2 separate regions of the Homo sapiens genome follow, and region 2 is linked to region 1. A link is an interaction called in ENCODE POLR2A ChIA-PET data of the cell type or tissue named here. Cell type or tissue: CD4-positive, alpha-beta T cell. All regions are shown on one strand. Each heading gives the region's core, and the rest is flanking DNA. Links, peaks and the distances in the headings are about the cores only. Region 1 overlaps CDK19 (cyclin dependent kinase 19). Region 2 overlaps CDK19 (cyclin dependent kinase 19).

The links. ChIA-PET counts read pairs that join two places held together with the same protein. Peaks named below come from ENCODE experiments on the same cell type or tissue, not always from the same donor. Only the 100,000 strongest peaks of a DNase experiment are listed, where the experiment ranks them.
Region 2: POLR2A ChIA-PET joins it to region 1 with 5 read pairs; 12 of 35 experiments call an interaction of 5 or more read pairs at or near these places.

The regions. Positions count from the first base shown.
Region 1 is chr6:110,804,016-110,809,396 of GRCh38, forward strand. The region is part of intron 1 of CDK19 (cyclin dependent kinase 19); the gene reads right to left. Among named protein-coding and RNA genes, the nearest start is that of CDK19, 8.8 kb to the right of the region's middle. In CD4-positive, alpha-beta T cell, for the core only: no CTCF peak of the experiment used is centred there; no DNase peak of the experiment used is centred there.
Region 2 is chr6:110,736,490-110,741,870 of GRCh38, forward strand. The region is part of intron 2 of CDK19 (cyclin dependent kinase 19); the gene reads right to left. Among named protein-coding and RNA genes, the nearest start is that of CDK19, 76 kb to the right of the region's middle. In CD4-positive, alpha-beta T cell, for the core only: no CTCF peak of the experiment used is centred there; a DNase peak (open chromatin) is centred at 2,682.

The sequences.
Region 1 (5,381 bases), core at 82-5,081:
AGAGAGAAAGGGACGGAGGGAGGGAGTTTTCCAGAAACCATGGACTTACCTTTCTGTCCAAATTTAAATATCTACAAATATCAGCAAAACACTTTGCCATGAATAGGTTTTGTTCTATAACTACAGAACAAAACAAAGTTAACTGGCCTACTTGGTAAATAAATCCATTCCCTAATCACATTCAGCTTAGTAACTGAGATCATCCATCACAAACCCTCACTGAAAAAAATGTTTTTAAATAGAAAATACACAATAGGTTTAAAGCCTCTATAAGAAGAGTGTATTTTTCCTTTAGCAAGACATATTATAGTTCAAGTTAAAGATTCTTTTTTCTTTTTTATTTTTGAGATGGAGTCTTACTCTGTGGCCCAGGCTGGAGTGCAATGGCGCGATCTCGGCTCACTGAAACCTCTGCCTCCCGGGTTCAAGCGATTCTCCTGCCTCAGACCCCTGAGTAGCTGGGACTACTCAGGGTAGGTGCGTGCCACCACGCTGGGCTAATTTTTGTATTTTTTAGTAGAGACGGGGTTTCACCATATTGGCCAGGCTGGTCTCGAACTGACCTCGTGATCCGCCCACCTCGGCCTCCCAAAGTGCTGGGATAACAGGCGTGAGCCACCACACCCCGCCAAGTTAAAGATATTTTATAAAGACCTGTTGCCGGGCGCGGTGGCTCACACCTGTAATCCCAGCACTTTGGGAGGCCGAGGCGGGCGGATCACGAGGTCAGGAGAACGAGACCATCCTGGCTAACACGGTGAAACCCCGTCGCTACTAAAAATACAAAAAAATTAGCCGGGCGTGGTGGCGAGCGTCTGTAGTCCCAGCCACTCGGGAGACTGAGGCAGTAGAATGGCGTGAACCCAGGAGGCGGAGCTTGCAGTGAGCCGAGATCGCGCCACTGCACTCCAACCTGGGCGACAGAACAAGACTTCGTCTCAAAACAAAAAAAAAAAGACACCTGTTATTTGAGGACTTTACAGGTTTTTATTTCTCTTTGATCACTCACTTCTGGATAAGAACTCAAACCCTCAATAAATAACTACTGCTGCACACTTGTATCCTGAATTACATCCTGTCTTCTCTCGTGAGACTCTCTTTTATCCTGTACAGTGCACATTCAAAACAGCTATTACAGGAAGTGTTGGACTAATCAGCTATTTGTAAATGGACAAAAATCTTTAAATAGCTTTGTCTGCTACTCCTTTATGGTTCTAGATACTACTGGTTTTAAAGAAATTGTCATGCTAGTTGTTCATCTTGTCCCTTTGTTTTAGAATCCCAAAGTACCACTAATATTATATAGTCACAACATTATAACAAGTTGATCTTTAAAAAAACACATTAGTTTTTAAACATCCAAATACTCTAATAGTTTACCACCAAGAAAATTACAAATTGTAATATATTGCTTTAAAATCTTCTATATTGTCATCTAACCCTGCACTATAGAATAATTTTTCAAAACAAATAGATGTCCCTCAGTATACCTAAAGGGTTGGTTCTGGGACCCCTGCATATACCAAAACCCACATATACTCAGGTCCTGCAGTTGGCCCTGGAGAACCCACCTATACAAAAAGTTGGCCCTCATATACGCAGGTTTCACAAATCTGCGTGTAAGTGGACCCACACAGTTCAAACTCCTGCTGTTCAACAGTCAACTGTACACAATTTATAACACCACATATGAACTTATTTGTCTAGCATATTAAGTTCAAAAATGTAGGACACTATATTTTATATACTTTAAAAAATAAAAATACTTAATTCATCAACACTGACATAGATTGCATTAAAAACCTTTCCATGGATCTACTCTTCCTATGTAAAACTCAGAGACATGCCTTTTCCATGCTCCTAAAACAGTAGCCATGAGAAAGTAGCTTAAGCCCAGGAGGCAGAGGTACAGTGAGCCAAGATCGTGCCACTGCACCCCAGCCTGGATAACACTTCTCAAAAAAAAAAAAAAAAAGTAAGTAACTTGTACTTCCTTTAACAAATGATTTATAGCTCATTTTTATGTGTTAATTATCACTGTCAGCTGGGTGCAGTGGCTGACGCTTGTAATCCCAGCACTTTGGGAGGCCGAGGTGGGCAGATCACCTGAGGTCAAGAGTTTGAGACCAGCCCGGCCAACATGATGAAACCCCGTTTCTACTAAAAAATACAAAATTAGCTAGGCATGGTGGCGCATTCCTGTAATCCCAGCTACTTGGGAGGCTGAGGCAGGAGAATCGCTTAAACCCGGGAGGCAGAGGTTGCGGTGAGCCAAGATCGTGCCATCACACAACAGCCTGGGCAAGAAGAGCGAAACTCCATCTCAAAAAAAAAAAAAAATTATTATTGTCTTAACATTTCACTTCCTTATTCTTAGCCAACCCCCCCATCTCCAGTCTTCAGATATTTCTATCTTATACATCACCATATTAGTAAACCATTCCAAGCCATTACTTCCAAAGGTAAACAGCTTCTAGGACTTTAACTTACAGACACATTAATAGGTACAAAATGCTGTGCTTACTAGGATATTCACTTCAGTGTTAGTACTAGCAAGACTGGAGACAGCCAATGATGTAAGTCAATACAATGAGATACAACAAAACTATTAAGAGAAACAAGGCATCTCTGTATATAGATATGTCATAATGTTTAAGCAATGTTTAAGATTTAAAATATGGGCCAAGCACTGTGGCTCACGCCTGTAATCCCAGCACTTTGGGAGGCTGAGGCAGATGGATCACTTGAGGTCAGGAGTTCGAGACCAGCCTGGCCAACATGGTGAACACTGTCTCTACTAAAAATACAAAAAATTAGCCAGGTATAGTGGTATATGCCTGTGGTCCCCGCTACTCAGGAGGCTGAGGCAGGAAAATTGCTTGAACCTGGGAGGTGGTGGTTGCAGTGAGCCAAGATCTTCCCACTGCACTCCAGCCTGGGTGACAGAGAAAGACTCCGTCTCAATAAATAAATTAAATAAATAAAAATAAAAATAAAAATAGGGCCAAGCATGATGGCTTATGCCTGTAACCCCAGCACTTTGGGAGGTCAAGGTAGGAGGATTACTTGAGGCCAGGAGTTCAAGACCAGACTGAGAGACATAGCAAGACCTCATCTCTACAAATAATTTAAAAAAAAAAAAAAAAGCTGGGCATGGCCCACATCTGTAGTCCCAGTTACTCAGGAGGCTGAGGTGAAACAATCGCTTGAGCCCAAGAGACAGACTTGCTTGAGCCCAGGCAGCCAAAGCTGCAGTGAGCCATGATCTAAAAATAGAAAAGTGTGCAGCACACTAGCATGTCATATTTAATGACATCTTTAAGTTAACACACATGCACATACCCCAAAAGAAAATCCTCTTAAAGGACAACCAAGAATGACTGCCCCTAAAAAAGGGAAAGAATGGCTGGGAAAGGGATGACTTACGTTACACTGGTGGTTTTTTGTTATTTTTGTTTTATTGAAACAGAGTCTCACTCTGTCACCCAGGCTGGAGTGCAGTGGTGCAATATTAGCTCACTGCAGCTTCCACCTCCCAGGTTCAAGCAATTATTGTGCCTTAGCCTCCCGAGTAGCTGGGATTACAGGTGTGTACTACCACGCCCGGCTAATTTTTTGTATTTTTAGTAGAGACGGAGTTTTCGCTGTTGGCAAGGCTGGCCTTGATCTCCTTGCCTCAAGTGATCTGCCCACCTCGGCCTCCCCAAAGAGCTGGGATTATAGGCATAAGCCACCGCGCCCAGCCACATTGTATATTTTTACGCACATATACTATTTACAAACTTTTTTTTATAATACCTTTTTTTTTTTTTAAGAGAGTCTCGTTCTGCTGCCCATGCTGAAGTGCAATGGCATCATCATAGCTCACTATAGCCTCAAACTCCTGGGCTCAAGCAATCCTCCCACCTCATCCGGCCATAAAATACTTTTTTGAAAAAGTAGTTAAATATCCTTGATTCCATTCATAAATTGATAGTTCTTCAAGTATTGGTTTGCTTTATCAAGCTATTTCAGCCTTAATATTTCTCCTGTAACTTGAAAAAAGACATAACAGTTTTCCTATTTATCCACACCCTGATTTAAACATTTTTATTGAAAGGTCACTTGATGGATCAGAGAATTATTTGTTGCTAAGCCACTCATCCAAAGACTCTAAACCTACACAGTCCAATGTGATAGCTACTAATTAGTTTCTAATCACACTAACTACATTCCAGTAATCGATACCTATGTGTGGCGTGTGGCTTGTGGCTAGCATATTGGACAGCACAGATGCTAAACATTTTCAGATCACTGCAGAAAGTTCTATTGGACATCACTGCTCTACACCAGGAGTCAACAAACTATAGCCTGCAGACTAAATTCAGCCAACTGCTTATTTGTATAAATAAAGGTCTACTGGAACACAGCCATCCTTATCCATACTGGTTTACGTATTATCTGTCGATGCTTTGGCACTACAATAGAGTTGAGTAATTGCACCAGAGACAGTAAAGCCCAAAAGGCCTAAAATATTTAGTATCTGCCAGAAAAAGTTTGCTGATCACTGCTCTAGATTATCAAATTTCATTGAAAAAGAACACATTAATTTCCCTTAGGCCTCAAAAAGTTTTTGAAGGCTTGCATTACAAAAATGACAAACCAGTTAAACATAAACAGATGTCTACTTCATTTACTAAGTGTTAAAGATACTTAATTTTTTACCATAAACCCATAAAACCAAAATTTGTCCTAAAATGTATTTAAATACTGGTATTTTCTAAGCATCTCTATAAAATAGCTAGTAAAAGCACAGAAGACAGATTACTAGTCTAGCAATTCTAAAAGAGCTGGCCTAAGAGAAAATATTTATTTCTCAAAAATATGCCTATTTTCCTTAGCAATATCTAATATCTGTTCAAAGAAATGGGGCCAGGCGTGGTGGCTCACACTTGTAATCCCGGCACTTTGGGAGGCCGAGGCAAGTGGATCATGAGGTCAGGAGATTTAGACCATCCTGGCTAACACGGGGAAACCCCATCTCTACTAAAAATACAAAAAAAAAAAAAAATTAGCCGGGCATGGTGGTGGGCGCCTGTAGTCCCAGCTACTCGGGAGGCTGAGGCAGGAGAATGGCATGAACCCAGGAGGCGCAGCTTGCAGTGAGCCGAGACTGCGCCACTGCACTCCAGCCTGGGAGACAGCGAGACTCCATCTCAAAAAAAAAAAAAAGAAATGGGCCAGGCACAGTGACTCATGTCTGTAATCCCAGCACTTTGGGAGGCTGAAGCAGAAGGATCACTGGAGCCCAGGAGTTCGAGACCAGCCTGGGCAACACAGTGAACACAGTGAGACCTCGTCTCTACAAAACAACAACAAAAATTAGCCAGCACGTGCATCTG
Region 2 (5,381 bases), core at 131-5,130, 67 kb before region 1:
CCACATTACGATCTGAAGCCAAAGGCATATTTAAAAATATATCTTTTTTTAGTTTTATCACTTCAATCTCCTATTTTTAATCTAGAATTACTAAGTTTATGTTAAATTTTATAGTTTGGTATCTTCTATAAGAACACATTTTAAAATGAAATTTATGGTCTTAAGAATAACTTACTTTGACCACAGTGAAAACAAGTTAAGCTATTTTCTTTGCTTAGAGTTTAAATGGGAAAAAGTTATTACCAATAATAATACCAACAACAAAAACCAGCACCATTTACTGCACATTTATATTCAGACTCGGAGCCAAGCCCCTCACATACCAGTATCAGATTTATTTTCAGTCTTTCTTCACTCTGCATTTATATCACTAGCACAACTTTGCTTCAATATTATTCAAGAGAAAAATAAACACTAAAAATAGGGAATTAATGGCCAATTAAATCTAACTGCTTAGAGCAAGAATATTAAATTGATAATTTTTATATTTTTAGGAGAACTAAAATAACTCTACTGATGTACTCAGTAGGGAGGGATACTGACACAGCAGAAAGCCAACTTTTCCATCATAAGCCACCAATTCTTCAAAGAAGGAAAGCATCTGCAGCTACCACAAGAGCCTAAAGGTTGTGCTAACAGCTAACTAGTCTATTCCCTTAGGGTGGCGGAAATGGAAAAGTTTTCAGCTACATCTATGACTTGTGTTACCACACCATCCCATCTTCCCTTACCATAACACACACACAAATACACACACACATCAGAAACTGATGAGCAAAGCTGATATCTTTTTTCAAACTGTTCCTTCTCACAAAAGTGAGTAACACAAAAGTGAGAAGGAACAAAACCCCAGAAACCTGTATGGCCCACCTCTTTTCTATTACTGGCAATAATCGGTGTTTAAATCACCTTCTGACAATACAAAAATATGTCACTTAGTCTTCTCATAGGAAACATAGTAGCTTGAAAAATAGTCCAATAGGTGTATACATACACACACACACACATCTTCCAAGAGTCTCATGACTTAACAGGCATAGTAGAGCAGACAACAGACAGATACACGATAGGACTGGAGGTTCTATTTGCTCGCTGGCTCCTTGTACCTTTTCAGGTCTTAAAAGGAAATAAAAAATGCTACAGTGTAGTTCCTCCCTAGGCACTGACCTTGTATTAGTTTCCCAGAATCCTCCTAAAATAATAGCAAACTCCAATCCCAAACTCTTACAAGATTTCATTTTTAAGTATAGGAGTTGGCAGAAAGTCTTTATTTTGCCAAGGAAGCTAAATATATATTTGAGAAAAATATTAACTATCACCATATATTGCAAGGAAAAAAAACCCACATTTTTCATAAGGAAATATCCATGCTGAGTCTTCAACTCCAAAAGTAAAATTTTTGTTTGTTTTTAAGGAAAACACAAGGATCACACCAAAGAACAGATCTTGCTCAAGGGAAATTTCACATTTACTTAGTTCTATTCTCTTAACACCATACCAAATTTTAAAGAAAATAACTGTTACAGAACATCATGTTAAAAGTCTGAAAAAAAAATTCTTTTTCTACTTTGAGTGTTTTTTACAAAAATCTCAGTACTAAACTTTGATTTTGTCCCTTTCACAGAAAAGGTAAAATACTTGATTCACACATCTATTTCCACTAATCTATACTTTCATAAAGTTGCACGCATATTTAAAAAGAAAAAGAAACTTGCACTCAGTGTAAAACATAAAAACAAGCCAGGTGTGGTGGCTCATGTCTGTAATCACAGCACTTTGGAAGGCCAAGGTGACCAGATCACTTGAGGTCAGGAGTTCGAGACCAGCCTGGCCAACACGGTGAAACCCCATCTCTGCTAAAAATACAAAAAAAAAAAAAAATTAGCCAGGGATGGTGGCACATGCTTGTAATCCCAGCTACTCAGGAGACTGAGGCAGGAAAATCACTTGAACCTGGGAGGCGGAGGTTGCAGTGAGCCGAGATCGCGCCACTGCACTCCAGCCTGGGTGACAGAGCAAGACTCTGTCTCAAAAATAAATAAATAAACAACCAAACAAAATATAAAAACAACTGAGATAATGTAATTAAATAATCTTAATAAAACTAAATAGATATTTCTCACTATACATATAATTTAATAAAATAATTTTAAGCTTGGTAGAAATTAAATTAAAAAGAATTAGAGCCTTGGCTTATAGACATTTTAGAGTTTTTCTCAGAGGAATCCTCAGCAAACATACATTCTATCAATTCCACTTCATAAATTTAAAAAAGCAAAGGTTTATTCCTTTATGCCAAGAGGAAAGTTCCAAGGATTCCACTGAAGTTTACAAAGCAGCCTGCTACACCACCATGGTGGCAAGAGAGGAAAAGAAAGAAAGAAGGAAAAGTGCTGCTCCACTCCACCCTGCCTGCTGGGCACTATGTGGAAGAACTGCAAGTGACAGCCCCTTTCAGCTGATCCTGCCTCTCACCACAGAAACATCAATGCTGGGATATTGATGGATATATACACTGAGAAAGAACTGAGCAGAGGTGAATGAGGAAGTGGAGTTAATCAGCAACCCAAGCCAGACTGCTGCTGCCAGCAGTCTGAAGAAGTCAGTATTTCCCTATTTCTCTTCCCTCCTCAATAAACTGAATGTTTATGCCCCTTGCCCTCCCAAATTCGTATGTTGAAATCCTAAACCCTAACCAAAGTGATGATATTAGGACATGAGGCCTCTGGGAGGTGACTAGGTCACGAGGACAGAGCCCTCATGAATGGAATTAGTTCCCTTATGTAAGAGAGCCGAGAGAAATGGTTGGCTTTCCACCATGTGGAGACACAGGGAGAAGACAGCCGTCCATCTGTGAACTAGGAAGTGGACCCTTACCAGACACTGAATGGGCCAGACACTGAATGGGCCTTGATCCTGGACTTCCCAGCCTCCAGAATTGTTAGAAATAGGTGTTTATAAGCCACCAAGTCTATGGTATTTTGTTATGACAGCCCAAACAGACTAAGACACCTCCTCAACCTATGCCCTTCACCCTACTTCCCCCTAATTTTCCCTTCAGCCACTCTTCACTTCATTTGGAAATATCTCGATGTTGTTAGAAGTACTCAGGAGTAATAATATTTTATTGTATTTTATATATATACATTTTTTTTTTTGAGATGGGGTTCTCACTCTGTCACCCAGGCTGGAGTGTAGTGGTGCAATCGTAACTCACTGTAACCTCTAACTCCTGGACTCAAGCAATCCTCCCACCTCAGCCTCCCAGGTAGCTAGGACTACAGGTGAGTGCCACTATGCCCAGCTAATTATTATTATTATTATTATTATTATAGAGACAGGGTCTCACAATATTGTCCAGGCTGATCTCAAACTCTTGGCCTCAAGCAATCATCCCACCTCAGTCTCCCAAAGTGCTGGGATTACAGGTGGGGGCCACCACACCTAGACTCAAGGGTAATAATCTTATAATCTTTATATCCTACAAAACTAGAATGATTAATAAATTTGAAATTTATATTTGTATTATTCCAGATTAAATTATATTTCATGAAAATTAATGGACTCTCTGCTCTTGTGGGGGGAAAAATTCTCTGTATTTTTGCAAAGAAAAAAGTCTAGAAGAATATACAAAAAAAAAATGATTACTTTTGAGTGTTGACATAACAGGTACTTTTACCAGCCTTTTTCTATATTGTCTGCTAATTTTACGACAAACATATTTTAATCTCATAATCGCAAAACAAATTAATGGTTGAATTAATAGCATTTACCACGTTTTCAACCTACCAACCTTAAGATCACAGAGGCCACAAATGTAATAGACTTCATATTAGAACTTCCCTGTAATCCCAGGCTAAAAATGCTGACGTTCACATGATCCTGGTATTTTAATCACCCAGAATTACTTCCTGTTGTGGCATAATGTAAAGTGTAAAGCACTGTACAAAGGTATGAGGTTATAATTAGCCTTTGGTCAATAAGGTTCAAATGAAATTAAAACGTGACATGACATTCTTTTTTAGTGAGACGAGGTAATAACACATTTCATTCTTAAACGTTTTTCCTTTCTGTAAACTTGTACTTCTTCCAAGTTTATTCCATGATTACAAGCTCTTTAACTTATTTTCCCAGCATCCCACTATATCCTCAACAGTTATTCTGCAATCATAGTCCCAAGTTTTAAAGTAATGAGTGAAATGTTCATTCCTAATTATTTCCGCCTTAAAATCCTCTCAGCTATGTGTGCCTATATGAACTACAAAATACTAGGCATTAGGTAATATAATGGTATGTAGAAGGAAGATGACAGAGAACAAGCCCTATCTACTCTTTATGGTGTTGCCTCCATTCTCCCCAATCTATCAGTCCCTCTTAGCCTCTCTGACTCTCAATTCCCTTATATACTCTGTCCTTCCACCACCAGGAAAACTAAACAAATAATAACTAAAATGAAAATTTCACCAGAGGGGCTCAACAGCAGAAGAAAGAATCAGAAAACTTAAAGACAGACAATTAAGAGTATCCAGTCTGACCAACAAAAAGAATGATGAAAAATGAACAGAGCCTTGGAGAGAGATCCATGGGACACCATGAAGCCTATAAACATATGTATAATGAGAGCTGCAATAAGAGAAGAGAGAAAGGAAAGGAAAGAAAGATTATGTGAAGAAATGATGACTGTGGTGGGGTGCAGCGGTTCATACATGTAATCCTAGCACTTTGAGAGGATGAGGCAGGAGGATCACTTGAGCTTAGGAGTTTGAGATCAGCCTGGACAACATAGTGAGACCTCATCTTTACAAAAAATTAAAAAAAAAAAATTAGCTGAGCATGGTGGTGCATACCTGCAGTCCCAGCTACTTGGGTGGCTGAGGTGGTAAAATTGCTTAAACCCAGCAGGTCAAGGCTGCAGCGAGCATGATTATGCCACTGCACTCCAGCCTGGGCAACAGAGTGAGATCCTGTCTCAAACAAAATAAAATAAAATAAATTAAAAAAAAAAAGAAATGATGGCTGAAAACTTTTCAAATTTGATGAAAAACATTAATCTACACATCCAAGGAGCTCAACAAACTCCAAGTAAGATAACTCAGAAAGCCGCACCAAGACACATCATAGGCAAACTGTCAAAGCCAAAGACAAAGACAGAATCTTGAAATCAACAAGAGGGAAAAAAAAAACCCTCTTCATATACAAGGGATTCTCAAGATTAACAGTTGATTTCTCATCAGAAACCACGAAGGCCAGAAAGCAGAGATGACACAGTCAAAGTGTGAAAGAAAAAGACTATCAACCAAGAATTCTACATCCAACAACACTAATACTGCAAAACTCAAGAAGAGCTGGGTAAGACAGAAAAAGAATTACGACATTCCCAG